Linked DNA regions of Homo sapiens: region 1 is linked to region 2. The links are chromatin loops, found by intact Hi-C in ENCODE. Cell type or tissue: chondrocyte. All regions are shown on one strand. Links, peaks and the distances in the headings refer to the core of each region. The heading gives the core; the rest is flanking DNA. Region 1 overlaps BASP1-AS1 (BASP1 antisense RNA 1). Region 2 overlaps MYO10 (myosin X).

Evidence for each region. Peaks named below come from ENCODE experiments on the same cell type or tissue, not always from the same donor. Only the 100,000 strongest peaks of a DNase experiment are listed, where the experiment ranks them.
Region 1: it touches region 2 in a loop (4-fold over the local background); 61 of 110 quality-filtered maps call a loop at or near these places.

Annotation. Positions count from the first base shown.
Region 1 is chr5:17,193,640-17,209,563 of GRCh38, reverse strand. The region is part of intron 1 of BASP1-AS1 (BASP1 antisense RNA 1); the gene reads left to right. It also overlaps the pseudogene DCAF13P2. Among named protein-coding and RNA genes, the nearest start is that of BASP1-AS1, 16 kb to the left of the region's middle. RefSeq lists a silencer at 6,008-6,087. In chondrocyte, for the core only: CTCF peaks have their summits at 5,828 and 6,047 (motif pointing right); no DNase peak of the experiment used is centred there.
Region 2 is chr5:16,782,773-16,798,696 of GRCh38, reverse strand. It overlaps MYO10 (myosin X), which reads left to right. Exons shown (of 41, transcript NM_012334.3): 4 at 3,864-4,051; 5 at 15,228-15,362. Among named protein-coding and RNA genes, the nearest start is that of MYO10, 150 kb to the left of the region's middle. RefSeq lists enhancers at 3,416-3,943, 3,944-4,471. In chondrocyte, for the core only: CTCF peaks have their summits at 7,265, 7,473 (motif pointing left) and 7,704; a DNase peak (open chromatin) is centred at 3,996.

The DNA of each region.
Region 1 (15,924 bases), core at 2,731-10,730, 410 kb before region 2:
CCTAAATTTCTTAAAGTCAATTTTTTCATGTATATTTTTACTAGAGATAAATAAATTTTCTCGTCAGGCCACATATTATATTGATGCGGTTTGGCTTTGTGTCCCCATCGAAATGTCATCTTGAATTGTAATCCCCAGGTGTTGAGGGAGGGACATGGTGGGAGGTGACTGAATCATGGGGCGGTTTCCCCCATGCTGTTCTTGTGTTAGTGAGTGAGTTCTCATGCGATCTGATGGTTTTATAAGTGTTTGGTAGTTCCTCTCTTGCTCTCTCTCTCTCCACTGCTGCCATGGAAGACGTGCCTGCTTCCCCTTCCATCATGATAATACGTTTCCTGAGGCCTCCCCAGCCATGCAGTACTGTGAGTCAATTAAACCTCTTTTTATAAATTACCCAGTCTCAGGGAAGTTCTTTATAGCAGTGTGAAAATGAACTAATAAATATATCAACCTCCAAAGGGCAGAGACCATCATATAATTCTTCCAAAGTGTTTTTCTAAGAAGGTAAAAATAATGTTGTCCAGACAGGCAACTTTGTGCTGGAGTTGACAGTGAGATTCTCCCTCCATGGGCTGGAGGGTGGAGGGAAGGAGCTGGAAGCTTGTCCTTGGTCCGTGTCAGGATTTCCACTGGGGAAGGAAGGTCTCTTCAAAACATACACATCTCAGTTTCTGATTCTGCCTCCCTTCTTGCGTCTCAAGCAGAGCTTTTCAACCTGGGGACCCCAGTCTCCTGGGGGATTTTGGACAGATATTAGGGAGTTCTTGCCCCCCTCCACCCAGATTTCTTTCACTAAATGCCAGACATTTTGGGTTGAACTTTAAACAAATACTGAAGAACAAAAATTGATTTTTCAAGTATTGTGTTGGCAGAAAAACAATAAGAAATATTTGTATTTTAAGGGCCTCCTCCTCTTCCTCCTCCAGCTTCTGAGTTTAAGACCTTGGTTTATATTTGGCCACCATTTTTCTTTCTTTCTTTCTTTCTTTCTTTTTTTTTTTTTTTTTTTTTTTTTTGAGACAGAGTCTCTCTCTCTCTCTCTCTGTCACCCAGGCTGGAGTGCAGTGGTGCGATCTTGGCTCACTGCAACCTCCACCTCCTGCGTTCAAGCAATTCTTCTGCCTCAGCCTCCCAAGTAGCTGGGACTACAGGCATCACTATGCCTGGCTAATTTTTGTATTTTCAGTAGAGACAGGGTTTCGCCATGTTGGCCAGACTGGTCACAAACCCCTGACCTCAGGTGATCCACCCCCATCAGCCTCCTAAAGTGCTGGAATTACAGGCATGAACCACAGCATTATGGCCACCATTTCTGCCTGGAAGGGCACGGTGGGACTCTAACAATGGACACCCCACGTCTTGTTAGTAGCTATTTCAAATCTTCTGAAGGATGAGAAGACTTAAAATCTATTCTCTTAGCAATTTTCAAGTATGCAATATATTGTTACTAGTTGTAGTCACTATATGAGGCCATGTCTATGTTAAATAGTTTCATGTAGTCATTTCACATTTTCTGTATACATCTATCAAAACATCATGTCGTATACATCATAAATATATATAATTTTACTTTTCAATTTTAAAAATTCATTAATAATAAAATTAAAAATCCTATTAAAAAAACCTGTTCAAGGGCCTGCAAATTGCTGGGGGGAAGCGCAAGAGGCAGGAAGCACAGAGAAAGGAAGAGGCAACCTGGGCCAGGAGGAGGGCAGTTGTTCCCCAGCAACCCCCTGGATCCACACAGAGGCACCCTAAGTGGCTCCTGGGGAACACCGGGAGGAGATCCGAACCGGAAGACCAGGGACCTGACACCTGCACCTGACCTCAGGTGATCCACCCACCTTGGCCTCCCAAAGTGCTGGGATTACAGGTATGAGCCACCACGCCGGACCCTGACTTTTTTTTTTTTTTTTTTTTTTTTTTTTGAGACAGAGTCTCGCTCTGTAGCCCAGGCTGGAGTGCAGTGGCGTGATCTCAGCTCACTGCAACCTCCACCTCCCAGGTTGTAGCAATTCTCTTGCCTCAGCCTCCAGAGCTCCTTCTTGGATGGGGATGCTGAAGACCCCACCTGAGGGTGGGGAAGTGGAATTAGCCTAAAGGACATATGTAACTACTGGTATAAAAAATGCCACCCACTGCATAAACTTGTGTTTGTCACTATATTTTTTTTTCTTTTGGTGGGTTGGCGGGGGACAGAGCCTCACTCTGTTGCCCAGGCTGGAGTGCAGTGGTGCAATCTTGGCTCACTGCAGTCTCCGCCTCCTGGGTTTCAGCGACCCTCCTGCCTCAGCCTCTGGAGCAGCTGGGATTACAGGCGCCCACCACCACGCCCGGCTGATTTTTTTGTATTGTTAGTAGAGACGGGGTTTCGCTGTGTTGGCCAGGCTGGTCTCAAACTCTTGACCTCCGGTGATCCACTCACCTCAGCTTCCCAAAGTGCTGGGATTACAGGTGTGAGCCACCAGGCCCAGCCATGTCATTATATTTCTTAATGTTGTCATTAACTGATAATCTCAAAAGTACTGACTTTTTTTTTTTGGGCAGTCTCTCTCTCTGTTGCCCAGGTTGGAGTGCAGTTGCTCGATCTTGTCTCACTGCAACCTCCACCTCCTAGGTTCAATCGAGTCTCATGCCTCAGTCTCCCAAGTAACTGGAATCATTTTTAGTAGAGACACGGTTTCACCATGTTGGCCAGGCTGGTCTCAAACTCCTGACCTCAGGTGATCCACCCGCCTTGGCCTCCCAAAGTGCTGGGATTACAGGTGTGAGCTGCCACCACGCCCGACCCTAACTTTTTTTTTTTTTTTTTTCAGACGGAGTCTTGCTCTGTCGCCCAGGCTGGAGTGCAGTGATGGATCTCGGCTCACTGCAACTTCTGCCTCCCGGGTTCTAGCAATTCTCCTGCCTCAGCCTCCCGAGTAGCTGGGATTACAGGCGTCTGCCACCACGCCCAGCTAATTTTTTGTATTTTAGTAGAGACGGGGTTTCACTGTGTTGCCCAGGCTGGTCTCAAACTCCTCAGGTGATCCTCCTGCCTTGGGCTCCCAAAGTGCTGGGATTACAGGCATGAGCCACGGCACCTGGCCAACATATTTTTTTAAGAACAGTTGAAAACTAAGTTTAAGCACAGAGTCCATGCCTTCAGAAATACAGAGTCTGATAGAGATGCTGATAATCTAGAGCAGAAGTCAGCAAAATTTTTCATAAAGGGTCAAATAGTGAATATATTTTGCTTTGAAAGCCATGAGATTTCTGTTGACACTACCCACCACTGCCACTGTATCAGGATGCAGCCACAGACAATGTGTCAACAAATGGACATGGCTATGTTCCAATAAAACTTTATTTACATAACACCTAGCAGGTCACTCTTGACACAAGGGAAGCAGTTTGCCCATTCCTGATCTGTATCATTAATAATTTGCTTCTGCTAAAATCACTCCTAAACTATAATAATGTGAGTTTGAAGGTTCCTTTCAAATAACTCAAATTGCTTTAATATGTATTATCTTATCTACCTTAGGAAATTATCTGGGAGCAACAAATAAATGGAGAAAAAAGAGTTCTCTAATTTTTTAACATGTCATATACAGAATTTCATGTGAATATTTCCACATTCTCAAATCATTATTTTTTCTTTTCACTAAGGTTAACTCTGTACATTCTTTCATGTATTTAAATACATTTCATTGTTTTTTTCATCCACTCAAAACATTTATGACATAAGGTGATGACATTTGAATTTAATCCCAATTTCCATTAGGAGAGGCTTATACTCCCTTCTGAGGTTTATTTTATTTTAATCTCATGAATTTCACAATATCCTAGTAATTGAAATATAGCTTGAAATATCTGCCAATGTAATCTGGAATTATCTCCTTGTAGAGAAGCAAAATGGGGGGAAGAAAGCAAGTAATGTCAGTCAACTAAAAGGCATAGAGATAAAAGGAAATGAAATAGGAAGCAGAATAAATGCCAGGTTTAGTGCACGACATTTTTCTGAATGGGACATTTTTTAACATTCTACAATATAATACTTTTACCTCATGATATAGGATAGCAGATGAATCCTGGCTAAATGAATAGATGCAGATGTATTTTCAGTTATCTTAGATTAATTCCTGAAGACTGCAGTTTAATAATTCTGAGTCTGAATTTCATTTTTATTATATCACTACATGTTGAGAACCCTTCAAAAGTTTGTCTAGTTCAATTCTAAAATTCAACTGAGGCTGGGCACAGTGGCTCATGCCTGTAATCTCAGCACTTTGGGAGACCGAGGCGGGCAGATCACCTGAGGTCAGGAGATCGAGACCAGCCTGATCAACATGGTGATACCCTGTCTGTACTAAAAATACAAAAATTAGCCAGGCGTGGTAGTGCATACCTGTAGTCCCAGCTACTTGAGAGGCTGAGGCAGGAGAATCACTGGAATCCAGGGGCAGAAGTTGCAGTGAGCAGAGATCGCACCACTGCACTGAAGCCTGGGTGACAGAGCGAGATTCCATCTCAAAAAAAATTAAATTAAATTAAATTCAGTTGAAACAACAATGTTTTGAAAAGCTTTTTAAAACACTCTTTAAAATTTAGAACTGAAAGAAACCATGTCCAAAAATACACAGCCAAGTCCCCTCCCACATTCGGGGTAGGTATTGATAACCAATCAATATCAATCAATCAAAGCATTCTTTCTGTGGCTAAAAAGTATTTCGTAATACTATGCCCCAGATTCTACTGCCAGTTAATCTGATCTCACCCCAAAGCTGATATGTCATTGTCATCTGCACTGTAGTCCAATTTCTTCATGTTATAAATTGAAAATCTAAGACATATTGAGGTTAAAGGATCTTCTCAGTGCCAAAGATGCTGCTCCAGTCAGTTCAACGCCTTTCTGCTTCTGTTTTTGCAATACCAGATTGCCCCTACACCAGGAGGGGATGGGGTGGCCACTATGGCAACATGAATTTTAAACATATGCAAACTAAACATAATTTGAGTCACCTACTAAACACTGGAAACGATTCCTGAGTGCTGGGAATTCAGCAACAAACAGGGCAGACGCAAGGCTTGCAGGCATAAGAGGTAAAAAGAATAAGGTCACTCCAGATAGTGCTTCCTCTCAGGAGGGGCCGCTTTCTAATGAACGCTTGTGGAAGGTGTGTAGGAGGAGGAGAGCTGAGCCATGAGAGCCAGCCCTGCGATCATGAGGAGAGGATGGTAGTGGGTACAGGGTGCCGCTAGTTGAGAGCCACAAAGGCTTGCTGGAAGGAGGCAAGGGCAGCAGTCTGCTGTGTTCAGTGCTGAGAGATAGAGTGGGGTGAGGACCCAGGGGCGCTTTGGGGATGGGAGTGGTGTGTGGCGCTGGCTGGACAGGTTCCAGGGGAGTGGTGGTAACAGATGCCCTGGGCTAAGGTGAGTGGAGGGGAATGGAGACAGTGAACACAGACGAAACTTTCCAGAAGTTTTATTGATTGTGACAGGAAGCAGAGAAATGCAGCATTAGCTAGAGAGAATTTTGGATTAAGGAAAAGGTTTTGTAATGAAGGCTTTTGAGAGCGTGTGTATATGCTGATAGGTATACAAGGGCCAGGGAGCTGAATGTTGGAGGAAGAGGAGCCAGATACAGATGCAAAGTCCTTGAGTCCTTGAGTCCTTGAAAAGGCAAGGTGTGTTTGGGTGCAGGGAATAGAAACAGGAAAGGGATGGGCTTTATAGGAACAGGGGTATTTTGCCTACCTACAGAATGAAGAATGATAGGGAAGAGGGGCTCCCATGTAGGTAGGCTATTAGGTTAAGAGGCTGATGAAGGTGGGATACGTTTCCAAATACTAACTTAGATACACATGTTCTTATGCTATGAGACATAAACTCCAGAATAGTGTGGCTCCTAGTCCATTTCATTCACTGCTGTAAGCTCAGAGCCTAGAACAGAGCGTGGTGACTGTGACATTAGACACTCAATAAGTATGTGTGGAAGCAAAGGCACTGCAGAGCCCTGGTTTTGCCAGTCTGGTTTTCCAAATAACCACAAGGTGGCAGGCTTGTTCAAAAAAAAACAGTATCGCTTACTTGGCTAATTTCTACTGTGTAATAAGTAATAAGCCCAGTATGACTTTTAAGTGAATTTTTTTTTTTCTAGATGGAATCTCGCTCTGCCGCCAGGCTGGACTGAAGTGGCGCAATCTCGGCTCACTGAAACCTCTGCCTCCTGGGTTCAAGCGATTCTCCTGCCTCAGCCTCCCGAGTATCTGGGACTACAGGCACGTGCCACCACGCCCAGCTAATTTTTGTATTTTCAGTAGAGACGGGGTTTCACCAAGTTGGCCAGGATGGTCTTGATCTCTTGACCTTGTGATCCACCCGCCTTGGCCTCCTAAAGTCCTGGGATTACAGGTGTGAGCCACCGCGCCCGGCCAGGATTAGTTCTTTGTTCATCCCAAATGTTTACTTGCTGTCCACATGTGGCAAAAACAGCTTCTTTCCAGTGATGATCAGTCCCAGTGTCCGCCGCCTTCTTAATACCATATGCAAAAGGACTTCCCCTTCTCCATAGCCTGAGCCCTCCAATTCCCACTGCTTCACAGTCCTGTCATCACCAACAGTAAAAAAAAAAGAACTCCCAGCCGGGCGCGGTGGCTCACGCCTGTAATCCCAGCACTTTGGGAGGCGAAGGCAGGCAGATCACGAGCTCAGAAGATCGAGACCCTCCTGGCTAACACGGTTAAACCCCATCTGTGCTAAAAATACAAAAAATTAGCCGGGCGTGGTGGCGGGCGCCTGTAGTCCCAGCTACTCGGGATGGTGAGGCAGGAGAATGGCATGAACCCGGGAGGCAGAGCTTGCAGTGAGCCGAGATCGCGCCACTGCCCTCCAGCCTGGGCGACAGAGCGAGACTCCGTCTCAAAAAAAAAATTAAAAAATAAGAAAAGTCCCACAAAAGTGAGGACATATTCCTCGTACAAAGCCTTCATGTGCTTGTATTGTACGGACACATTTCCGTTGAGTCAGGTTCCAGATTCTAACCTCTCCATCACATGGCCCAGAAAGGACAGGAGCCAGGCTCCTTGGATGCTTTGCCAAGCAATTGACTCCGTCTCAGTGACCATTCAGGGAAAAAGGAATGGTTTTGCAAATACTCTTTCCAGTTTGACAGCATTTAAAGCTCTTAAGTATTCTCGTGGGACCGCAGAAGGATGTAGGGTAGGATCATAGTTTCTGGGAAGTCTGTAAATCCAACTTGCTTTCACAGACATAGTTATCCGGGTTCCAGCTCAGCATCTTCACCTTCCTCTTGGTTGTTCTTCCCGCCAAACTCCACGAGCTTTTCATTCCGGGTTCCTATTTTCTCGTAGAAATGATTTCCCCTGAAAATAACAATACTTACTGCCTCTCAGCTATTTCTTACATTTGGCAAATTTCAAAGTCACATGAGAAATGTAAAACACTAGAGAATCCCCCATATGAAACAGGATCTTCTCTGAGATCACCTAAGGTGTCTGGACTCTTGATTTTAGAATCTGAATTTCATTTGTATAAGTCAGATAAGATTCCATCGGCTGTTTTTGTTTTGCTCTTTTTTTGTTTTTTGTTTTGTTTTGTTTTGTTTTTGTTTTTTTAGACACGGTCTCACTCTGTTGCCAGGCTGGAGTGCAGTGGTGCGATCTCGGCTCACTGCAACCTCCGCCTCCCGGGGTTCAAGTGACTCTCCTGCCTCAGCCTCCTGAGTAGCTGAGACTACAGGCATGCGCCACCACGCCTGGCTAACTTTTGTAATTTTTGGTAGAGACAGAGTTTCACCATGTTGTCCAGGCAGGTCTCCTGACCTCAACCAATCCGCCAGCCTCAGCCTCCCAAAGTGCTGGGATTACAGGCGTGAGCCACCGCACCCAGCCTTAGATTGGCTCTTTTGAAAAGAAATCTCTTGGTGTTTTTCCTTATAGAGAATTTCTTAATATTTTTTTCCCCTAACTACACCCTGGGATATTGAAAATTCAGGTGAAAATTAATTTTTGTTCTTTTTTTAAAATTGGCATATAGGCCGGGGGGTGGTGGCTCACGCCTATATGCCGGGCTCCCAAAGTGGCTCAGCACTTTTGAAGGCTGAGGCGGATGGATCACCTGAGGTCAGGAGTTCAAGACCAGACTGGCCAATATGGTGAAACCCCATCTCTACTAAAAATACAAAAATCAGCTGGGTGTGGTGGTGGGCGCCTATAATCCTAGCTACTCGGGGGGCTGAGGCATGAGAATCGCTTGAACCCAGGAGGCGGAGGTTGCAGTGAGCTGAGACTGCACCACTGCACTGCAGCCTGGATGACAGAGCTAGACTCTGACTCAAAAAAAAAAGTGATATATAGGGTTTGATTCTGATGCTTCTGTGTGATTATGTCCCTGACACTGTATTTTTGTTCTGTTTTGCTTTGCTTGCATTTGAATTAGATAAAATCTATATAGTCTTTTAGGTGTTCAAATCAATTGCTTCCTTTATAGAGTTTGAGAATTGGACGCCATCCTTACCCTGCTTCATTTTCCTCACCAGTAGAGTGGGAGAATAGCAGTATCTATCTGTGGGGGGTTGTATTACCCAAAACATTTGTTGCCCCTCCCTGGTGGAGGACTGTGCTTTCCCCATCCACTGATGTCGCACGTGGCCATGGGATTTGAGATGCCCTTCCAAGTAGTAGGATAAAACCTCCCTGGCCCATTGAGGTCAGGAGGGACCCTGTGACTTGCTTTGGCCATTGAATTGCGGGGAGATGTGATGTGTTTCACGTCTGAACAGAAGTTCAAGAACTAGCTCCTGGCTTGCCATCACTCCTTTCCTTTTGCCAATCTCCACCCACGTACTGCACTTGCTTCCATGACACAGCCCCATGACGGACACAGCATGTGGGCAAGAAGTAAACATGAATGGCTATGAGCCTCTGAGATCTGGGGACTATTTTTTAACTGAGGCATTACTTAGTCCAAGTTAACTGATACAATATATGGTGACTGTGAGAATAAGTGAGCTCATATCTGTAAAATCCTTAGCCCCATGTGTGGTATATCTTAAGCAACGAATACATATTATTAATATCCTTGATCACTATTCATTCATTCAATTTATCTGCCATATTGAGGATAAAAGCCCATGTAAAACTATCTAATTTCCCTTACAAAGTGTTGGCATAATTCAGAGGTTTAAAATGAGATTTAGAGTCCAATAAAGAGGTTACGATATCCTCTCCATGGAAAGCAGTGAGAAGTGCAGAGGACAAAGTGCCAATTCATGGGACGCATGTGCTCCAGAATATGTCTCGGGCCACTAGCAGTAATTTCCCTGGCACTGCAACTCTGCCTTCGTGGCCTTTTATAGTTCAGAAGGTACACATTTCTTTGACTGCTCAAAACAACCAGTAAGAAGAAATCACTCAACCTAAGATACTCTTAAATTTTGATTCAATTATATTGAATGATTATCTTCTTCCACTTATGATAGTGAGTTCTTGGCACCTAGGAAAGGCAAATGCACACACCCCTATCTGTGCTAGGGAAGGGTAAAAGAGCCAGGCCTATTTGGTGCCAAATTAGAATTATTTTGATATCTCCTTGACGTAGCTGAATGTCAAAAATGCAGATGCATTCTAAGGTCCCAAAGAATGCAAATGTACTTTCAAATTGATGTCAACTTAGTGCTTTTCATACAGTTTTGAATATTTGCATGTTAACAAAAACGTCCTGAGTGATGTCGATTCTGAACTGCAGTTCCCACCGATTCTTTCCACCCAGATCAAGCACCACAGACTCCACCCATTCAGATAATTCACAGCAATATTCCTTCATTTGGGCCCTTGAGTGAAGAAGAAAGCAGTTTACACTGTAATTCTTTCACTGGAGGGTCTGAAAGCCTGTCACCTACAGAAATCCTCCAAGGCCCAGGACTTAGAGGCAGGGGTTCCCTCCAAATCATTCAAGAGGCAAGCACCTCCAAGCTCCCTGATTCCCACCCTTGTCTGGAAACACGTCTGGAGAAACTGACTCCAAGTGGCGCCAGTCCATTTGTTTGTTACTGATAAGCACAGAGGAGGGAGATTGAGGCGCAGACCTGAAAATGGGGAAATTAACCTTAGTCAGCCAACTGATGTGAGCGTGCCTATTCCATTTTCCACAATCTGATCCCAGAAGTCTGTAACCAGGAAAATACCCACCAATAGGATACTGGAGGCTTCTCTGGAGACCAGGTTCCCTAATGAAGAGGCCAGCTGGCTCTCTAGCCAAAATGAGTTTTGCACCTACTGGGAAACCCACTTTTTCACAAGCTCTGCCTAAACTTGCAAATTGCTTTTATGTATTTTAGTCTTAATTATAAAAGGACAGCCAAGGATTGCCAGGTATTTAAGAAAACTTGCAGTTGGGTGCGGGGACTCACGCCTGTAATCCTAGTACTTTGGGAGGCCAAGGCAGGTGGACCACTTGAGGTCAGGAGTTCGAAACCAACCTGACCAATATGGCAAAACCCCGTCTCTACTAAACACACACACACACACACACACACACACAAAATTAGCGGGGCATGGTGGCAGGCGCCTATAAGGCTGAGGCAGGAAAATGGCTTGAACCCAAGAGGTGGAGGTTGCAGTGAGCCAAGATTGCACCATTGCACTCCAGCCTGGGCAACAAGAGTGAAACTCCATCTCAAAAAAAAAAAAAAAAAGAAAGGAAAACTTGCAACCTGAGCTAAAGAAGTCTGGCGGGAAGGACTCCAAAGGAAATAAATGATACAGGAACTGGAGATATATATACATAATATCAATACCCTCAGAGCTATTAAAGAAGAAAGTATCCTCATAAAATAAGGACAAGAAAACATGAAACAAGTTCAGAAAGCAAGAGAAATTCCTTGTAAATTAACAATGTGATAACCAAGATATAAATTTCAGTAGAGGATTAGAATACAATATGGAAGAAATGCTAGAAAGGAAAATGGAAATATCAAGAAATAGAAAACAGGAGTGAAAAGAAGAGGCAGAGATTCAAAACAAGAGGACCAACATTTCTGAAATTCCAGAAAAAGAACAGAAGAGAAGAAATTATCAAAGAGATTGTGGCAAACTTTTCCCAGAACTGAGGATCACAAGTCTCTGAATTAAAAAGGCACACTCTGTGCCAAGCCCAATGAATGGATAAAAAGATCATAAGAAAGCACACCATCTTGAAATCTCAGGACCCTGGAGATAAAGAAAAGATACAGAAGACTTCCAGAGAGGAAACAAACAAATGGAATCAGGAATCAGAATCGCCATACTAGATGTAAAAAGATAAAGACTTTCAAAATTCTAAAGGAAAATTGCTCTCAATCTAGATTTTTTTTTTTTTTTTTTTTTTTTTGGATACAGGGTCTTGCTCTGCCACCCAGCCTGGAGAGCAGTGGCATGATCATGGCTCACTGCAGCCTCGACTCTCCCAGGCTTAGATGATCCTCCCCCCTCAGCCTCCTGAGTAGCTGGGACCATAGCATACCACCATGCCTGAATAATATTTTGTACTTTTTGTAGAGATGGGGTTTTGCTATGTTGCCCATGCTGGTCTCAAACTCTTACACTCAAACAATCTGCACACTTCAGTCTCCCAAAGTGCTAGGATTACAGGGATAAGCCATTGCACCTGGCCAGTCTAGTATTTTATACCCAACCAATCTATCCATCCAAAGAAAGGATAGAATAGACATATTCAGACTTTTAAAGACTGTCAGAATGAGGGTCAAAGCCAAGGAGAAGAGAGACATAGAATCAAAAAGGAGGGTGTCCAACACAAGGGAGCATCAGAAGGAAGTCCCAGAATAACAACAGCACAGCCAATCCAGACAAGAGCTGGTCCAGGTCAGATCAATTAAACCAAAAGATTATGATGCATTTGAGAATTTGGAAACTAATACTGATAAGACACTTGGAAATAAGAAGTAATTACACTTTCAGAGACAACATAACACATAAGAAAAGGTGGCAACTTCAGGAAAAACAAAAGTTTGTAAAAAGGAATCAGTTCATATACCTTACTTGGCTCAGTGGTAAACCATATTTATATAGTCATAACAATGTAAATCCTGACTAGTAATTTAACGACAAATTACAACATATTGGGAAAATGCAAGGCTGAAAAAGCAGGGAAGGGGAGATGAGAGGGAGAGCTATCAGAACACCCTATGCTTATATCGCATAACAGAAATTCAGTAAACAATGTCTACATGTGACAAATCAAAAATTAGAAAAAGAGCAGTAAAATATAGAGGAACTTGCCAGGAAAACCAACTAAGTATTGGAAGGCCATACCCCTAAGGAAAGCAAAAAGAAAGATGGGAAGGAATGAGTAGGGAATGGTGTTTTCCATTATAAGCTCTTTTGTACTGATAACGTTTTAAATTACATATACATATTACCTTGATTTTTTAAGTTAATTTTTTAAAAAAGAAATAGAAAACATAGTTCATCATCAAGGAATTACCAGTCTAGCTGGGGAGATACGACACCAGCATGTAAAAAGAGAATAAGAATAATACAAGTTTAAGTTTTAAGGACAAAAAAAGAACACAATTCACCAGGCAGTTTGACTAATTGCCAAAAAAAATAATTCCAGAGTCAGAGAGAGAAGAGCTCGTTGCTGCCTTGAGGTTACAGGGGAAGACTTTGTGGAGTGGGAAGATCTGCCCTGGGTTTCCTTGGGAAGGCGGAACTTTACTTACACAAGGCAAAGTCAGGCCAAAGAATTCTTAGACGCAAACACAACACATGCTGAGAGGGAGGACAGTGAGCAATCCGTTTGGACTGAATTGCTAATTGCTTTTGTCCAATTTGGGTCCTACAGGAGCTGTTCAACCATCCAACCAGGAAGGGTCGATGGAGTCCAGGCTCCAAAAGGTCTTAGAAGTCAGGTTAAAAAGTTTTTGAGTATTCCCCAAAGAGATGCAGGTCCACACTGAAGGTGCACAAAATGACAGACAGCAAGAGCACGTTGGGCCTTCTGTTTTGTCAACATTAATTATAGCAATTGACATTATATCTTCATTCAGCCTGTATGTAAGATGGTCAGTGAGTGTATGAATCTATCCCAAGGTGGTGTGCGTGACGGGAGCGAGGATAAGTTTATACACACACTGACCATCTCACAAACAGGCTTTCCCACCCCTTACTTCCCATGTATTGTCCTGTTTCGCAGTACACGTGGCTCATGTGTTAGCTTAATTAACCCTCAAAAAATGGACAAGTGGCTTAAAAAGACTCCTGGAAATAAATTACAGATTGAACTTAATATTAGTACTAATAGAGCAAGAACAGACAAGCAACAGGAAATCTGCAGAGCCGACTCACCTATGTCTCAGCCTGAGCTAAAAGCAACATGGGCCAGGTGCAGTGGCTCACGACCAAAATCCCAACACTTTGGGAGGCCGAGGTGGGCAAATCACCTGAGGTCAGGAGTTCAAGACCAGCCTGGCCAACATGGTGAAACCCTGTCTCTACTAAAAGTACAAAAATTAGCTGGGCATAGTGGCCCACACCTGTAGTCCCAGCTACTCGGGAGGCTGAGGCAGGAGAATCGCTTGATCCTGGGAGGCAGAGGTTGCAGTGAGCCGAGATCACACCACTGCACTCCAGCCTAGATGACAGAGCGAGACTCCATCTCAAAAAAAAGCAACAGTGATCACCTCACCTCTAACAATACGCTGGAAAAAAAATTAAATTACCAGGAAGATGCATTGTAATGAGATTTGTATCCACTGCTATTAAAGAGAAAACCCACCCTAGGTGTAAAATGTGCCTTGAAAGGGTAGCTGATGATAGGTCTTAGCGCCATGACTAGAGATATTTGGAAATACTTCCCATTTCAGCTTAAACTCATTTCCCAAAACTTTCTATTGTGATGTGTTTTATCAAGTATGTATGATTAGTATAATAGCATTTGTGTATTATTTATATGGCATGTCACTTTTTTTTCCCACTGAATGTATGCAGAATCGAAAGAGTTTTGAGGTCATTGCTGTAGACTTGGGGAATTTCACAAGGTTTGGGGACAACAGAACGCTCTGCTCAAAATTCTGCTGAAGGGAAAATAGTTATATGGGGATGGGTTCCACGAAGATTTACAATAGTGCTAGAATGAAGTAATAATGCACTAAATGAGATTAATCAATTCACCTTTGAATTGAAATGATGGAATAGATTTGAGAAATACTGCAAAGGATTAAGGAATGAGACAGGGTAGCTGGTTTAATAAGGGAGGGCATTTGTCATACTGCCTGCTAACTATAGCTATCAACAACATAAAGCATAGTTAATACCGGCTTTATGGGCAGGTCATCTTACTCATCCAAGTATATATAATTCTACTTAAAACCCTATTTTCAAGGTTACCAAGGATTATGTACCTAGGAGCACTTTCTTAATTCTTTTAGCCTAAAGAAATAATTTAAAGTTGTAAAAGTTCAGACCCTTCCATTTTTAAGGAGCTTTTACACTAATTAGATGTTTAAGTATAAACACATGAACACTAGTTAACACTTCTATGGTGTTCACTATGTCCCATGTGTCATTCTAAAAACTTTACATATATCACTTCACTTAATCCTCACCAAATAACCCTGCAATTTGGTACAATTATATTGTACCCATTTCACAAATATGGAAATCAAGGCAGAGAAAATAAATAACTTGCTCACAGCCAATTGATAAAGCTGGATTCCCACCCAGCAAGCCCAGCTCCCAACCACACACTAATTGTGACAACAGTACAATGAGTGTAAATGCTCAAAAACACCCTCACGTGACTCACATTTCCTTCTGAGATGTCAAACTCTTCAATTCTATAAGTTTTCTAGGCTTTTGCTTCAAAATGTATCAATTAGAAATAAACCAATTTCTTAGGCCAGGCGCCGTGGCTCATGCCTGTAATCCCAGCACTTTGGGAGGCCAAGTTGGGTGGATCACGAGGTCAAGAGTTCAAGACCAGCCTGGCCAACATGATGAAACCCCACCTCTACTAAAAATACAAAAATTAGCCGGGTGTGGTGGTGGATGCCTGTAATCCCAGCTACTTGGGAGGCTGAGGCAGAGAATTGCTTGAACCTGGGAGGAGGAAGTTGCAGTGAGCCGAGATCATGCCACTGCACTCCAGCCTGGGCGGCAGAGCAAGACTCCATCTCAAAAAAAAAAAAAAAAAAAAACAGAAAGAAACCAATTTTTTTTTTGTTGATTGGTAAAGAGACAGAAGTCTCCAACATAGCCCATAAGTTGCCCATAAGCTGGCCATATAAAATGTAATGAATAGAATATGCAAAATGACCAAGATCTGTGACCCCAAAGGCAGAGAAGAAGCTATTAAATAAGGGAATGACTGACTAGCACCTTATAGGAAATGTATTGAACACAGCCCTGGCATGTTGGAGACTTAGCATATTAGTTTTCTGTGGCTCCCATAACCAAGTAATACAAGCTTGATGGCTTAAAATAACAGAAATGTACTCTTCTGGCGTCCAAAATCAAGGTGTTGGCAGGCTGCACTGCCTCTAGAGGCTCTAGGGCAGGATCCATCTCTTGCCTCTTCTAGCTTCTGGTAGCTGCCAGCATTTCCAGCAGTTGTCAGCATTCGTTGGCTTGTGGTGGCCACATTGCTCCAATCTCTGCCGTGTCTTCATATCACCCTCTCCTTGGCTTGTCTCTCCTATGCGTGTCTCCCATAAAGACACTTGTCATTGGATTTAGGGCCCGCCAGGATAACCCATGGTGATTTCCTCATCTCAAGATCCTTAATTATATCTGCAAAGAGCCTTCTTCCAAATAAAGTACCATCCATATGTTCCAGGGGTTAGGATCTGGACGTATCTTTTGAGAGGGTGTCACTTAACCCACTATAAAGACATTATCCAAAACCAACAAACTAAGTTAAATA
Region 2 (15,924 bases), core at 3,697-11,696:
AAAATAATGTAAACAACTATCAAAAAGGTAGAAAACAAACATGGCATTTTAAACAAAGTAGTGGAAGGGGCCAGGCACTCACAGCCTCAAGTATTGTCTGCCTGCTCCCTCACCTCTGCAGATGTTAGATAGAAGGAGGCACTGGAGTGTCTGTGGTCCAGGCACTGATGGAGGATGGAGGCATCCCAAGGAGTAGGACACTTTTTTTTTTCCAACTTCCATCTTTTTTTTTCTGGCCAAATCTTCCCCATAGTGCTCCGACAGGACAAAATGGGTTTTCTAGAGAGTTGATGTTTCCAAGGACCTGAACATTTACTCATAAAAGCACCAGATCTTTTTTTTCTAATTAAGGTGAAATTCATTTAACATAAAATTAACCATTTTGAAGTGTACAACTCAGTGGCATTTAGTACATTCACAATGCTGTACAACCAACAACTCTGTTTCAGTATGCTTTCTGCTGCCAAAACAGGATACCACACACTGGGTAATTTATAAGGAGCAAAAGTTTACTTGGCTTATGGTTCTGGAGACTGGCCAGTCCAAGAGCATGGCGCTGGCATCTGGTGGGACCCTCTTGCTGTGTCATGGCCTGAGGCATCACATGATGAGAAAGCTTGAGTGTGAGACAGAGAGAATGCATGTCGAACTTACTCTTTTATTAAGAGCCCACTCTGCAATAACTAACTCACTCCTGCAATAATGGCATTAATCCATTATGAGAGCAGAGCCCCATGACATAATCAGCTCTTACCTTTGTAATCACCTTCCTAATACTGTTACAATGGCAATTAAATTTCAACACAAGTTTAGGAGGGGACAAACATTCAAACCATACAACCTGTATCTTAGTTCTACAATATTTTTATCACCTTAGGTGGAAACCCTGTACCAGTGAAGCAGTCATTCCCCTCTCCTGCCACTGTCTGCTTTTAGCAACCACCCATCTTGCTGTTTCTATGGACTTAACCTATTCTGGATATGTGAACTTTTGTGTCTGGCTTAATATGTCTCCAAGGCTCATTCACATTGTAGCATGGATCAGCACTTTATTCCTTTTTGTGGCTAAGTAATATTACATGGTGTGGGTATGCCACATCCATTCATCTGATGATGGGCCCTTGGCATTGTTTCCACCTTTGGCTGTTGTGAATGGTGCTTCTGTGAACATGTGTGTACAAGTGTTTGAGTATTTTCTTTCGCTTCTTTTTGATATGTATCTAGGAGTGGAATCGCTGGGTCATATGGTAATATCTTTTATGTTTTTAACCTTTTTTTAAATCTTTTGCTTCATATTATTTCCAAAACACATTCCAGGTTGAGTAACCCTTATCCAGAATGCTTGGGACCTGAAGTGTTTTGGACTTCTGATATTTTCTCTGATTTAGAAGTATCTGCATTATACTTACCAGTTGGGCATCCCTCATCAGAAAATCTGAAATCTGAAATGCCCCCATGAACATTTCTTTTCAGCATCATGTTGGTGCTCAAAAAGCTTCAGATTTTACAGCATTTCAGATTTTGGTTTTCGGATTAGTGATACTCAACCTGTATGGACTTATTTGCATTTGAAAAGTTATACTGAACAAAACAATACTTTGCTTGATGTTCCTGGCTGATACTATGAATATAAAATATTACAAATTGCTATAATATGGTATAGATGCTCTCAGGATGTTTGGACTTTCTGTCTAGTTTTCTTGTTTTTTGTTACCCTCCGCCAACCCCCCTGGGTGTATGCATCCCTGGTGTCTTTTTGTGTGTTCAAATTTCCTCTTCTAACAAAGACACCAGTCAGATTGGATTAGGGCCCACCCTAATGGCCTCATTTTAAGTTAGTCACTTATTTAAAGCCCCTATCTCCAAGCATAGTAACATTCTTAAGTACTTGGGATTAGGGCTTCAGCATGTGAATTTGGGGAGAAGGCATGAATCAGCCCTTAACAGCCCATAAAGCCCTAGACACACTGTACGAGCTTTGTAAAAGTTGGTTGGTGGTTAGTGGTTGATGGTGGTTGCAGGACTCTCTGCTCCCACCCCTGTCTGACTGACTTCCCTAGTTGTGTCTGAGCCTGGAAGCCAGGTAATCAGAGTTAGTATTTCCTGTAAAAGTAGAAGTGAATAGTTATGTCCACATGGAGAGGCCTAAGGCATTAAGCTTTGGTAACTCTGTAGCCTCTATTTATTTATTTATTTTCCTTCTTTCTTTCTTTCTTTTCTTTTCTTTTCTTTCTTTCTTTCTTTCTTTCTTTCTGTCTTTCTTTTCTTTCTTTTTCCTTTCTTTCCTTTCTTTTTCTTTTGTGTTGTGTTCTGTTCTTTTCTTTTTCTTCCCTTTCTTTCCTTTCTTCCTCTCTTTCCCTTTCTTTCCTTTCTTCCTCTCTTTCCCTTTCTTTCCTTCTTTCTTTTCTTCTTTCTTTCTTTCCTTCTTTCTTTCTCTCTCTCTCTCTCTCGCACGCTCGCTCTTTCTCTTTCTCGCTCTCTCTCTGTTCTTTCTTTTTTTTTTTTTTTTTGACAGAGTCTCGCTCTGTCGCCCAGGTTGGAGTGCAGTGGCGCAATCTTGGCTCACTGCAACCTCCACCTCCCAGGTTCAAGAGATTCTCCTGCCTCAGCCTCCCGAGTAGCTGGGATTACAGGTGTGTGCCACCGGGCCTGGCTAATTTTTTGTATTTTTAGTAGAGACGGGGTTTCACTCTGTTAGCCAGGGTGGTCTTGGTCTCCTGATCTTGAGATCCTCGCACCTCGGCCCCCCAAAATGCTGGGATTACAGTCGTGAGCCACTGCGCTCGGTCTGATACCTAGCATTTTCGAAATGGTCACGTTATCTTTTAAAAGCTGTAGCTAACTCTGCATAGCATAAAATTTGCCATTTTGACTATTTTGAAGTGTACAATTCAGTCATATTAGGTACATTCACAGACCTAGCACTTTGGGAGGCCAAGGAGGGAGGATCACTCAAAACCAGGAGTTCGAGACTAGCCTGGGTAACAAAGCAAGACCATGTCTCTACAAAAAAAATTAAAAATAAAAATAAATAATAATAAGGACATTCACAATGTTCTGCATCCACAAGTACCAACCACTTCCATAACTTTTTTTGAGATGGAATCTCACTCTGTCGCCCAGGCTGGAGTGCAGTAGCACTATCTCGGGTCACTGCAACCTCTGGCTCCTGGGTTCAAGTGATTCTCCTTTCCCAGCCTCCTGTGTAGGGATTACAGGCAGGCATCACCATGCCTGGCTAATTTTTGTATTTTTAGTAGAGATGGGGTTTCACCATGTTGGCCAGGCTGGCCTTGAACTCCTGACCTCAGGTGATCTGCCCGCCTCAGCCTCTGGAAGTGCTGGGATTACAGGCATGAGCCACCAGGCCCGGCCCACTTCCAGAACTTCCCCATCACCCTAAATAGAAACTCTGCACCCATTAAATTGTAAATGTCCTTCTCCCCCAACCCCTGGCTACCTCTCTTCTCCTTTCTGTCCCGTCACTTTTTAACCATGCTGTTTCACAGTAGCCATTTAATGAGACAGGAGACTGGACCTGGCCAGTCCTTTGCCCATGGGAAGGGATTAAGATTGGTGAGGTCAGCGGGGAGCAGGGATCTGGGCCTGGGGAGCAGGGACTGGGCCTGGGCCGCCTCACCATCTTCCTTCTCTTGTTTCCCTTTCACTGCCATCCCTCTTTGAAATGGCTTCATTCATTTGTCCAGAATATCAAGATTTGGTACCCAGAAAGGCAGGGACAGTGTGCACCCGGGAGACAGAAGACGTCTTTCCCCCTGGCGCACACTCGGTGGGTTTTGTTGGAGCTCATCCAGTGGCCTGGGTTAGAAGTGACGCATCCCTGTCTCACTCTGTGCTTGCAGACCTACATCGGCTCCATCCTGGCCTCCGTGAACCCCTACCAGCCCATCGCCGGGCTGTACGAGCCTGCCACCATGGAGCAGTACAGCCGGCGCCACCTGGGCGAGCTGCCCCCGCACATCTTCGCCATCGCCAACGAGTGCTACCGCTGCCTGTGGAAGCGCCACGACAACCAGTGCATCCTCATCAGGTAACGGGGCTCACAGCCAGTCGGACTTTCCCATGGCCCAGGAGTCCCTCCGCGCACCCCCAACCCCAGCCTCCTTAGGGCATTAACCAGAGGAAGCTTTTACAACCGCCTGAGTTTCTCCGACAGAGTTTTCTGTTTTGAATGGCATGGTAACTTCAGCTTTCAGAAGGAGCTTACTTAGCAAAGCAGATGGACCATGTTGCTTGGCTCTTGTCCTCAGAATAATTATTCCATTCTGTTCCTTTTTTTTTTTTTTTTTTTTAAAGCAACATTTATTTGCCTTAATTATTCTTTGATTTATTTCAATGATGAGGCATGGTCCTTCTATCTGTTTAAGGAAATCTTGCATAGTTCTTTCAAATTTAAATGTTTTATATAGCCTACAGTGCTACTCACAAGGCTTATGTATGTGAACAAGGTTTCTTTTTTCTCTACTGCAATAAAATAACTCTAGATAGAATCTCCCAAATTTAGGAATTTTTAATAATAGGGTGCTCTTAAAGTTAATTAGCCACAGAAGAGGGGCTTACTGTGTGTATGTTAAGGGCATGTTTATTTCAATATTTTTTTTTAGTGGGTGAGAAGGCACTTGGCATGTCTATTTTAGCTGAGTCGTACTCGCTTTTACAAAGAAACTATTAGGAGCCCCAATATCAGCTCCTTTATTACTAGAAACTGTCTAAAAAAGTAGTAGAATTTCTTTTTTTTTTTTTTGAGTTGGAGTTTCGCTCTTGTTGCCCAGGCTGGAGTGCAATGGTGCGATCTCAGCTCACTGCAACCTCCGCCTCCTGGGTTCAAGTGATTCTCCTGCCTCAGCCTCCCGAGTAGCTGGGATTACAGGCATGCGTCGCCACCACCCCAGCTAATTTTGCATTTTTAGTAGAGACGGAGTTTCTCTGTGTTGGTCAGGCTGGTCTTAAACTCCCGACCTCAGGTGATCCGCCTGCCTCAGCATCCCAAAGTGCTGGGATTACAGGCGTGAGCCACCGCTCCCGGCGAGTATTTTTAAAATAAATATTTATTGGCTGGGCACAATGGCTCACACTTGTACTCCCAGCACTTTAGGAGGCCAAGGAGGGTGGTTCACTTGAGTTCAGGAGTTGGAGACCAGCCTGGCCAACATGATGAAACCCCATTTCTACTAAAAATGCAAAATCAGCCAGGCGCGGTGGCTCATGCCTATAGTTCCAGCTACTTGCGAGGCTGAGATGGGAGGATCACTTTAACCCGGAGGTGGAGGTTGCAGTGAGCTGAGATCACACCACTGCACTCCAGCCTGGGTGACAGAGTGAGACTCCTTCTCAATAAATAAATAAATAAAATTTCTTAATTTTTATTATTAACATTCAAATTGACCTCATCACATGTATGCTATTGACATCCTGTTGGAGTTTGTTAATTATTTCTATTGGACCTGTGCTCTAGTGATGATCCTCACACCCCTGGGTGATACTCAGAGCAGACGGGATGCATGTCAGTCTCTTCTAGTGAGGTTTCCGTGGAGGCGCCAAGCATTTCTTCATTCATTTCTCCTCGCAGGAGTTCACTCACGGGGTATAGTTGTTACTGAGGAGCCACAGTCTTGTAAAGCTGCCAGTGTGAACGAAGATTCCGACATCTGCTTCAGATGGCTTTCTAGTCCCAACTTGTGGCAACTTGGCTCTCGTCCTCAGAATAATTATATTATTTCCTCAGAATAGTTATTATGTTATTTCAGGAGGAATGGGAAAGGGAGAGGAAAGGGTGGTTTGGATTTGGCGGGTGATGTCGGGGGAGGGGGGGACACTAAAAAGACCCCTCTCTCCGGATTTCCGATTCAGTGGAAGTAAGACCACAGGAGACATATGGAGAGCCATATGTCAGCCTAAGACTCCCAGCCAAGTGGGCCTGTGAGCACTGCAGCCCCGAATCACACAGACAGACCCACCTGGTCATGGGTATAGCCAGGTAACTGGTGGCCATGATGACTGTGGGAAACTGATTCCCAGATGGTGGAGAAAAGCAGGCAGGTGCTGCCTTTCTCCTTTCACCCCAGAGCACTTAGAGCAGCCCCCCGCCCCCCGCTCCTGTGGGGAGGGACTGGGGTTGGGGGAGGACAGAGGTGCCAGAGGAGGCCCCTCTGAAACCCTGGGGCAGGGAAATGGATGGAGAATGTTAGCATTATCCCATGTGAGAGCTGATTGAGGATGGATAAGAAATAATGGCTCATGGTTTCTGAAGGATTCTGCGTGTTGGACTCTGTGCCAAGAGCTTGCCAGGCATCGGCACATTGAAACCCCTGACAGCCCTTTGATTTGGGTGCTCTATGATGATATCTGCAGGTGCCACACACGGAAAGCCATTTGCAGGGGTTGTGTTCTTCTCACTGGCAGTTTTTACCCGTTATCTTTTTTGTAGTTCCTTTTTTTTTTAAACAAATGGGGATTACATGTATATGAACAGCTGAATTCTGTCTCTGTCTCTGTCTGTCTCTGTCTCTCCCTCTCTCTCTCTCTCTCTCTCTCTCTCTCTCTGTGTGTGTGTGTGTGTGTGTGTATGTATGTGTGTGTCTAACAGGAGGGGAGCATATGGGCAGAGGTACTGTCTTCTCGTTACCTAAAGTCTAACAGGACTAATAATGTGTTGGGCCATAGAAACAACTTGGATAGAGGGACTGTCAGTGTATTCAGTTAAACAGATAGGGATCATAACGGCTTGCAGTTAATCGAAATGAAGCGGCTGCTTAATATAGAAACAGCTTTTAAGATTCACATACCCAATAAAACAATTTAATCTGTGACTAGAACCACTATTTGTGGGCTCTTCTAAATGACTTCATAAAAGTTCTGGAGTTAGAATTTAAAGATCATTATTTCAGCATACAGAATATAATTTAAGAAGATTAACAGAAGGGAAGAAAACAATCTATTTTAACAGATCAAGTTGGTGTCCACACTTAGATCCTTAAATAATTGCCATTGATAATTGCTTGTATTTATTACATTCAGTGGAAAAAATGAGAGCATGACTAATATATCATTTGCTAGACAGAGCCGCTAAAGAAGAAAGCGAAACATCAAATGAGATCATTGTGCATATGTGTATGTGTGTGTGTGTGTGTATGTATGTATTAAAACGGAAGGAGGTTGGCATTTTCATGGTATTTAAAAATAAGGGGGAGAGGGGGGTGGATCCCAAACAGAAAGCTCCAATTATGCAATGCTGATGTGAACAGAGTAACTGTATTTATCTAAATTAATTCAGGAAACAGAGACTTTAAGAATAGATTTCTCATTAAAATGTGTTTTAGTTTTAATAGCTCTCTTCAGCAGTTTTTTAAAGTGGGGGTTGAAGCTGTGGGAATTAAGAGAAAATGGAATATAGAAATAGGAGTTGCTGGACGTAGGAGCCCTGTTTAGATTTCCTTGGGCATGATCTGCCCCCTGCTGGCTAAAATGTGTTTTACTACTTTAAAAACATTCTCATGCTTGAGAAAATAAGCCTGTTTGAATTATATAGGACTTCATAGATCAATTTTTCTCTCGCTTTATAAGTGAACATCGATTGGATAGGCTCCTCTGCTACTTGGTGGCAATGCCAGGTCCCTGGGCTTCTAGTCCAAGCCTCTTCCTTTGATTTCATTTTCAAGGTTGTTGCCTCTCTTAAGGTCTAGTTTTAATTTTGCCATTTTTGTGTACATTTAAATGAATGCTCATGCTATTACAGTTTTGAATATATGTGTGTGTGTGTGTGTATATATATATATATATAAATTTAAAACTTACTTGAATTTTCCATCTCATAAGGTCAGTGTTTGACTTTGGTTGATCTCTAGTACATTTGACATTGACTCTAGTTTTTCATACACCGTATAGGCCAGACAGGGTTTAGTTTATTATGGTGTATTAGTCCGTTTTCACACTGTTGATAAAGATATGCTCGAGACTGGGCAATTTACAAAAGAAAGAGGTTTAATTGGAGTTACAGGTCCACGTGGCTGGGGAAGCCTCACAATCATGGTGGAAGGCAAGGAGAAGCAAGTCACGTCTTACATGGATGGAAGCAGGCAAAGAGACAGTGAAGAAGATGCAAAGGCAGAAACCCCTGATAAAACCATTAGATCTCATGAAACCCACTCACTACTGCGAGAACAGCATGGGGAAACCACCCTCATGATTCAGTCGTCTCCCACCAGGTCCCTCCCACAACATGGCGGGAACCATGGGAGTACAATTCAAGATGAGATCTGGGTGGGGACACAGCCAAACCATATCATGTGGTCTTTGCAGTACATATGACTTCTTAAGGTGTATAATACAGACAAGGCCTGTGGCTAATTCATCTTTGCAGCCTGGTACCCAGCACAGTGTCTGGGAGAGGACCAGCATTCAACAGCTGCCAATCAAAGGATGAATATACAGAATGACTGTTGGTTCAGGATCTTTGCTTGCTTTGTGTGTTTTGGTTTTTCAAAACTTGAGTGATTTCTACTTAACCATGTCCTGGACTGGTAATTGAGTGTTTGGTCTTTTTCTATTTCTAGAAATACATTTAGAGGTGATAGTGTTGGAATGCGGAACAAAACTTGCATCCTCGATTAGAAAGGCACCAAGCAGAATAAGGCATGGGGGCGTGCTCTTGTAATATAGCAGATGAAAGAGGTGGAGTGGGAAACACAAAGAAAAAGGAACTGAAATTCATCGAGAAGACTTATTCTTGTGTATTCCTCAGAGGGGCCCAAGAGGCATTTTCTGTAGGGAAGCCGAGGCCCAGAACTGTTTGGTTGGCTTGCTGAAGAAACTTTAGCTATTGGCAACAAACATAGGATTTGAACTTCAGTCTCTCTGCCTGTGAAGTCTGTATTTCTGTTTTTTGTTTGTTTTTTGAGATAGAGTCTTGCTCTGTTGCCCATGCTGGAGTGCGGTGGCACAATCTCGGCTCCTCCTCCCAAGTTCAAGCAATTCTCCTGCTTCAGCCTCCCAGGTAGCTGGGGTTACAGGCGTGCACCATCATGGCTGGCTAACTTTTTTTTATCGTATTTTTACGATATGAGGTTTCACCATGTTGGTCAGGCTGGTCTCCAACTCCTGACCTCAAATGATCTGCCTGCCTCAGCCTCCCAAAGTGCTAAGATTACAGGCATGAGTGAAGTCTGTATTTCCAGAACAGAATCCTACTTTCTGGTACAGCTTCCAAACAAAAGGGCTTTGTTTGGCTTGCTAAGACCTTTGGAGTTAATCTTTTAGGCAGTAGAGAAGTTTCCCAAGTTCATCTAACAATTGAAGGAATGATCCGATTTATATTTTGAGAAAATCATGTGGATCAAGGGAATTGATTTCTAAGTAGTGTTATAGATGGCAGCAAAAAGTTTTGTGTAAAGAGCCAAAGAGTGTATATTTTAGGCTTTGTGGGCGAAAGCACCTCTGTTGCAACTAATCAACTCTGCCCTTGTAGTGTGAAAGCACTCAGTATGCAACGCACAGCCTGCACTGTGTTCCAATAAAACTTTATTTATAAAAACAGGCAGCAGGTCAGAGTTGAGGACCATTGTTTGCTGACACATGGGCTGGATCTAGAAAACTGCCAGCCTTGATGTGTGCTGCTGGGAGGCTAGCGTGTCCTGTGCACCAAAGGCCCTGCTCGTATCAGATTCCTTTTCCTTCAGGTGTGTCATGGATCCCTCCTCTCTGCTCACCCGAGGACATTGCTGCATCTCTGAGCCTCCTTGCCCTGGATTCTTTGACCTCTCTCTCAACTGGATTGTTGACGTTATTCAAAATCTTTTAGTATGTTCCATCTTGGAAAAAAATACAAAAGATGCTCGTTTGGTTCCACAGCCTCATTCAACTACTCCTTCGTCTCAGCAAGCTGCCCCCACGCCCCCCACCATGGCGCCCCATCCTATATTTCTTCCTGGCTCTCCACGGCCACTCCTCAGCTTCTCAGTCATTTTTCATCTGCTGTCTTCTCACCCACCTGCGTTTTCTTCTCTGAGTCTGCAGGACTCTCCAAGTTTATACACCCTCAACTTCTCATTTGAGTCCCAGACTTAAGTCCCAGTGCCCCTTAGGTGTCATCACTGAGATGTCTCAGGGGTGGCATGTTCTAAAGTCAGTATCATCTTCTCCCAGAAACTTGTCCCTCCTCTTGTGCCTCCTATTCTCAGCCAGTAGCCTCTCCATCCTACCCTGTCCCAAGCCTGAGATCTGGAAGTGATTCTTCCCCGCCGCCACCAAATTAAGGTAAACTTACACACGGTAAAGTATGCCAGTCATAAGCATCCAGTTTGATGAGTTTTGACAAATGCACAAACCTGGTGGTACCAATTCCTGAATCATCACGCCAGCAAACACTCAGGGGCCCCAGGAGTCATCCCTGATGCCTCCCTGTCACTTGCTGCCCACCCCCTGGCCAGGCCCCTCAGCAATCCTGTCCCTTTCCCTCCAGTCTTTCTTGGGCCTCTCACTTCATCTCTGCTGCCCCCGCGGCCCTTCCCGCATCACCTTTTTGGTCTCCCTGATTCTTCTCTTGCCTCCTTTCTGTCCATTCTCCACGCAACAGTCAGAATGATTCTTTGGGGCCTGGTGGCTCATGCCTGTAATGCCAGCACTTTGGGAGGCCGAGGCGGGTAGATCACCTGAGGTCAGAAGTTCGAGACCAGCCTGGCCAACATGGTGAAACTCCGTCTCTACTAAAAATTACAAAAATTAGCTGGGCGTGGTGGCAGGCGCCTGTAATCCCAGCTACTCGGGAGGCAGGAGAATCGCTTGAACCTGGGGAGGTGGTGGTTGCAGTGAGCCAAGATTGCGCCACTGCACTCCAGCCTGGGAGACAGAGCGAAACTCACACACACACACACAAAAGAACGATCCTTTAGAAGCTTAAATCTGATCATGACACTCTCCTGCTTAGGAACTGTCTTGTGACTTTCCATTGTGCTTACAAAAAATTCTCACAATTTTTAATACAGCCTGTGGCCCCCCATCAGTGCTTTGGGTTTGTTTTCACATTTTCATTATTATAGTTAGAAAGTTTTTTTTTTTTTTTTTTTTTTTTTAAAGCAAAACAAAACAATATAAGCTCCTTTTGGTTAATCTGAATGCACACATTTTTGCCAAAGCCTGTGTTTGTGTTGGCTGGCCTGCTGGCACAAGGCATAGAACTGTAATTGCCTTGGGCTAATGAGGACCAAGTGGAACTGCAGGCTGGAGGAGGAGGAGACGGGTTAGACAGAAATGTACTACCTGCAGAGTCTGTGACCTTGACATTAGTATCTCGGGACATCTGGCATATTTCTGGGTTTTAGCAGTTTGTGAGTTATTTAATTATATTTCTTCTTTGCCCTGTTGTTTGTAAAACACTTCCACAGCCCAATATATGAGTAGACACCACTTACCTCCTGGTAGAGTCCTATCTGAATTATGTGAGGCTGCTTTCCAGAGTAGCAGTTCTTCAACCTGGCTTCATAGTAGAATCATTCAAAAAAAAAGAGAGACAGGGTCTTGGGTCTCGCTCTGTCACCCAGGCTAGAGTGCAGTGATGCAATCTCTGCTCACTGCAACCTCCGCCTCCCGGATTCAAGTGATTCTCCTGCCTCAGCCTCCTGAGTAGCTGGAACTACAGGCACCCGCTACCATGCCTGGCTAATTTTTGTATTTTTAGTAGAGACGGGGTTTCACCATGTTCGCCAGGCTGGCCTCGAACTCCTGACCTTAAGTGATCTCCCTGTCTTGGCCTCCCAAAGTGGTAGGATTACAGATGTGAGCTACTGCCCCCGGCCAAAAATTTTTTTTTTTAAATAAAAATGACAGAGTTCTACACCCACAGGTTTGGACGAGGGACCTATTAGGTGATTCTAATATGCAGCCAGGGTTGAGAGCCACCACCGTAGAGCTCTGTGCAAATCTGAGGGTTTTTCCAAGTTTTACTTGCACAGCTTGAGTATCCCTTATCCAAAATGCTTTGGGCTAGGCATATTTCAGCTTTCAGGTTTTTTCCAATGTTTTTGGATTTTGGAATCTTTGCATTATACTGGTCGAGCATCCCTCATGTGAAAATTTGCCCCAAAGAACCCCAAAGAACATTTCTATTGAATGTCATGTTGGCACTAAAAAAAAGTTTCAGATTCTTGACCATTTCAGATTTCATATTTTCAGATTTAGGGTTACTCAGTTGGTGTAATGCAGATATTCTCAAAATCCAGAATCTGAAATCAGAAACACTTCTCGTCCCCAGCATTTCAGATAGGAGATCTTCCACCTGTATAAGAGATTGACAGAGATTGATATCCATGACTTGGTCCATTTCCAGCCGTATTTTTTCTCAATGTGTCATACACTCTTGAAGCATCTTTATGACGACGAGAATCCTGGGTTTTCTTTCTTTGACCAAGCCTCTGCTGTAGAGTTTGAAGAGTATCGTATCTTCTCCATAATTGTATTTTTGCCATATTCGGTGAGCCAAGGTAGGCTGGCTGCTATGACAGACAGCCATCAAATCTTAGGGGTGTAACACAGGGATGGTCTATTTCTTGCTCCTCTCCGGCCCCTGGTGGGTAGGGGAGGGACTCGAGTCTACTCTGTAGGCTTCTTTGCTTGGGAGATGTACCATCTCTGAGGACACTTAGGTGGCAAGCGGAAGGTGGAGCCCAGAGGACTGTGAAGGGGGTTTTTAGCTACCAGGCATAGAAGTGGCTGATAGCCCCATGGCTCAGTTGTTCAACTGGCTACACTTGGTCCCCTTGTTACTGCCTGCCTGCCGGGTTTTTTGTTTTTTTGTTTTTTTTAATTATTTTTTTGAGATGGAGTCTGGCTCTGTTGCCCAGGCTGGAATGCAGTGGTGTGATCTCCATTCACTGCAACCTCCACCTCCCAGGTTCAAGTGATTCTTCTGCCTCAGCCTCCCATGTAGCTGGGATTACAGACGTGCGCCACCACGCCCGGCTAATTTTTGTATTTTGAGTAGAGACAGGGTTTCACCATGTTAGCCAGGCTGGTCTCAAACTTCTGACCTCAAGTAATCCACCCGCCTCAGCCTCCCATGGTGCTGGGATTACAGGCGCAAGCCACAGTGCCCGGCCTCTGCCTGCTGTTTTTACTGCAAGGGAGTCTAAATGTTTTCGGCTTCTGTGTGCCCGAGGATAAAGAGGTAGGTTGAGGAACACATAACATTGTTTCGGCCTCACCATTTTCACTAGACAACTTAACCTTCTAGTTTTTGTTTTAATAACTCAGCCACCAACAGCTGTCGCGTCAATATAGATATGTTTTAAATATGGAAGATGATTTAAATCGTTCCTTGAAACTGTCTCTCTTGGTTTCTGTGAGTCATTCTGTGCACTGTTGTTGAATGCCTCCCCCGTGCCAGGCACTGGGCCGAGCAGATGCCAGTTATTCAATGTATGCTAAGCTCTGTACTGGGAAGATTCTGGTGGCTGGTAAGGGAAACCCCAACTAAAGGTGGCCTAATTTATGCTGCCTTTTACTATTTCAGACTACATGAGGCAGGGCAGTTTCAGGGATGTGGATTCAGCCCCCGCCCCGGCTGGGCTTGCCTCTGATTTTCTTGGCTTTTGCTTTATGATTTCAAGACAGGTTTAGATCGTCAGATCTTTGTTGTCTGCCGCAAAAGGGACATTTCCGCCCAGTGTCGTGTGTGTGCGCGCAAACCTCCCCTAGGAGCCCACAGTACCCTTGACATTACGACATTATGTCTTTGTGGAATCGTGACACTGGCCCCTGCCCAGGCCTGTCGCTAGCAGAGCAGGTGAAAGGACTGTGGTTGTCTAGACCAGTGGAGATCCCTGGGACCCCTGCACCCAGCCCGGCATGTTGGCGTCATCTCTGAGTCATTTCTTCTCTTTTATTACATGCAATTGATTCACATTTTTAGCAAAATTCCTCTTTCTTGATAACGTCCCAGCTCTTGGTACTCCACAGGACTTCTCTTTAGAACGCAAAAGGGGCTCATCTGCCCATCCCACCATTCAGCGGTTGTCAGCGTGCTGCCTCGTGATGGCGTTTGTATGGCTGTGCTCTTGCTTATCCCTTCAGTTTACCTTTCTTGTAAGTTTCCAGCCTCTTTGCTACTTCTGTTCTCTGCACAACACCAAGCATGGTGCCATATGCCAGATGGATGGGGTTTCTCCGTTCAAGTCTCTCTCATGTCCGTATCTTCCTCTCCGTCTCCAGCCTTGTTAACTGTGTTTGGGACCTGGCCACCGCGGGCCTAAACAACGGCAGCAGCTGGTCTCCCGAGGGACCCTTCGGTCCTTCTAGAGCTTTTCCTCCAGAGCTGCGTTTCCTACAGGTGGCCTTGATGAGGTCATCACCACCCTCCAGCTCCTGCACTTGCCTCTGAAGCATCCAGCTGAACCTCAGCTCATCTTCTCTGCCGCCTTTCGTCTCAGCCCAGCTGACCTAACCAGACCTGGATCTCATTCTCCCATAAGAATCTTTCCCAGCTTCTGTGGTTTCTGTGCTTTCTTGGCCTGACTCATGTTTGCTGGTCTTTTAAGGCATAACTCATCCCTTATTTACTTCTGTCCTTTGCCTCCCTTCCCTCTGGATTTTTTGTTCACTTGTCCTTAACTATCACTAACACGTGACCTTGGCAGGACTTTGGATCAGGCCGAGCTGGCATTAAGAGTCCAACTCGGACACTCAGCCATGCTTCCCTCATGGGATTATTGTGGGAATAACATGAGTTAGTGTGGGTTGTGTACCCGCAGGTTCATTGCCTTGTCCCCTCAGTATTACTCATGAATGATTGCATTTTTATTCATGTGTACCTGCTTTAAGTTTCTCAGAAAGATCATGTTAGTGAGCTCATGCATTTAACCAAACGTTTACACAGTGGAGGTGTTTGGGATGAACTAGTGAACAAAATGAAGATCCCTCTTTCCCAGAGCTTACCTTCCCTGTGAGGCACCATACATCTTATGACCTTTCCTTAGGAAAAGGTAGTTCTATTTGCCTCATTTGCCAAAAGAGGCGAGTAAGGCCAGACACAATGTGGCCAGCAGGAGAAAGGACTTTTGCTTTCTTTTAACTCAGCTCTTTGGAAACAGGCATTTTGATCTCCCTCTTCCCACCTTTCTACCATTGTTCTGTTGAGTAATTATAGTGCCATTGACCAAAGCTGATTTTTTTTTAAAAATTATAGTTAGAAGCACAAACTTTTCCGTTTTGTCTTTCAGTGGTGAAAGTGGGGCAGGTAAAACCGAAAGCACTAAATTGATCCTCAAGTTTCTGTCAGTCATCAGTCAACAGTCTTTGGAATTGTCCTTAAAGGAGAAGACATCCTGTGTTGAACGAGCTATTCTTGAAAGCAGGTATTTATTGATTTTCTTGTTTCCAACTAATAGGATTCACTTTCCTTATGGTATGGCTTATTTAAAGAAGAGTTAAAATTAGTTGGTCGCGTTTCTCTTTTTCTTGACTTCTCTTTTACAATTCCTTAAGAAAAGGTCTTGCCATGCACATAGTAATATCTCATGAACCCAGCAACAACTCCTTCTGCCTCCTGCCCCTTCATCGTCAGGCCAGGTCTGAGATGGGGACTGAGTGGCGCGCAATGGCTGTCTGCAGAGCCTTTGACTCCAGCTTCATGTGTTTTTGAAGCACCTGCATCAGATAAGGCACTTGTATTGGAGTTTATGGAGAAGAATAAACTTGACTAGTTTTCTGGAGGCCTTGTTAGCAGCAGAAATGTCAGCCCCCAGCCACTGTGTAAAAGGGGGCTTAGCGTGGAGACGAGCAGGGTTCAGGTCAGCATCCACCGCTTGGAGGCTTAACATGAGCAGAACGGGCCTCTCGTGTGTGGAAGATGAGTGATGCATTCTATATAACAGGGAGCCTCAAAACTTAGAAAGAGGGCTAGGTGTCACCCGAGTT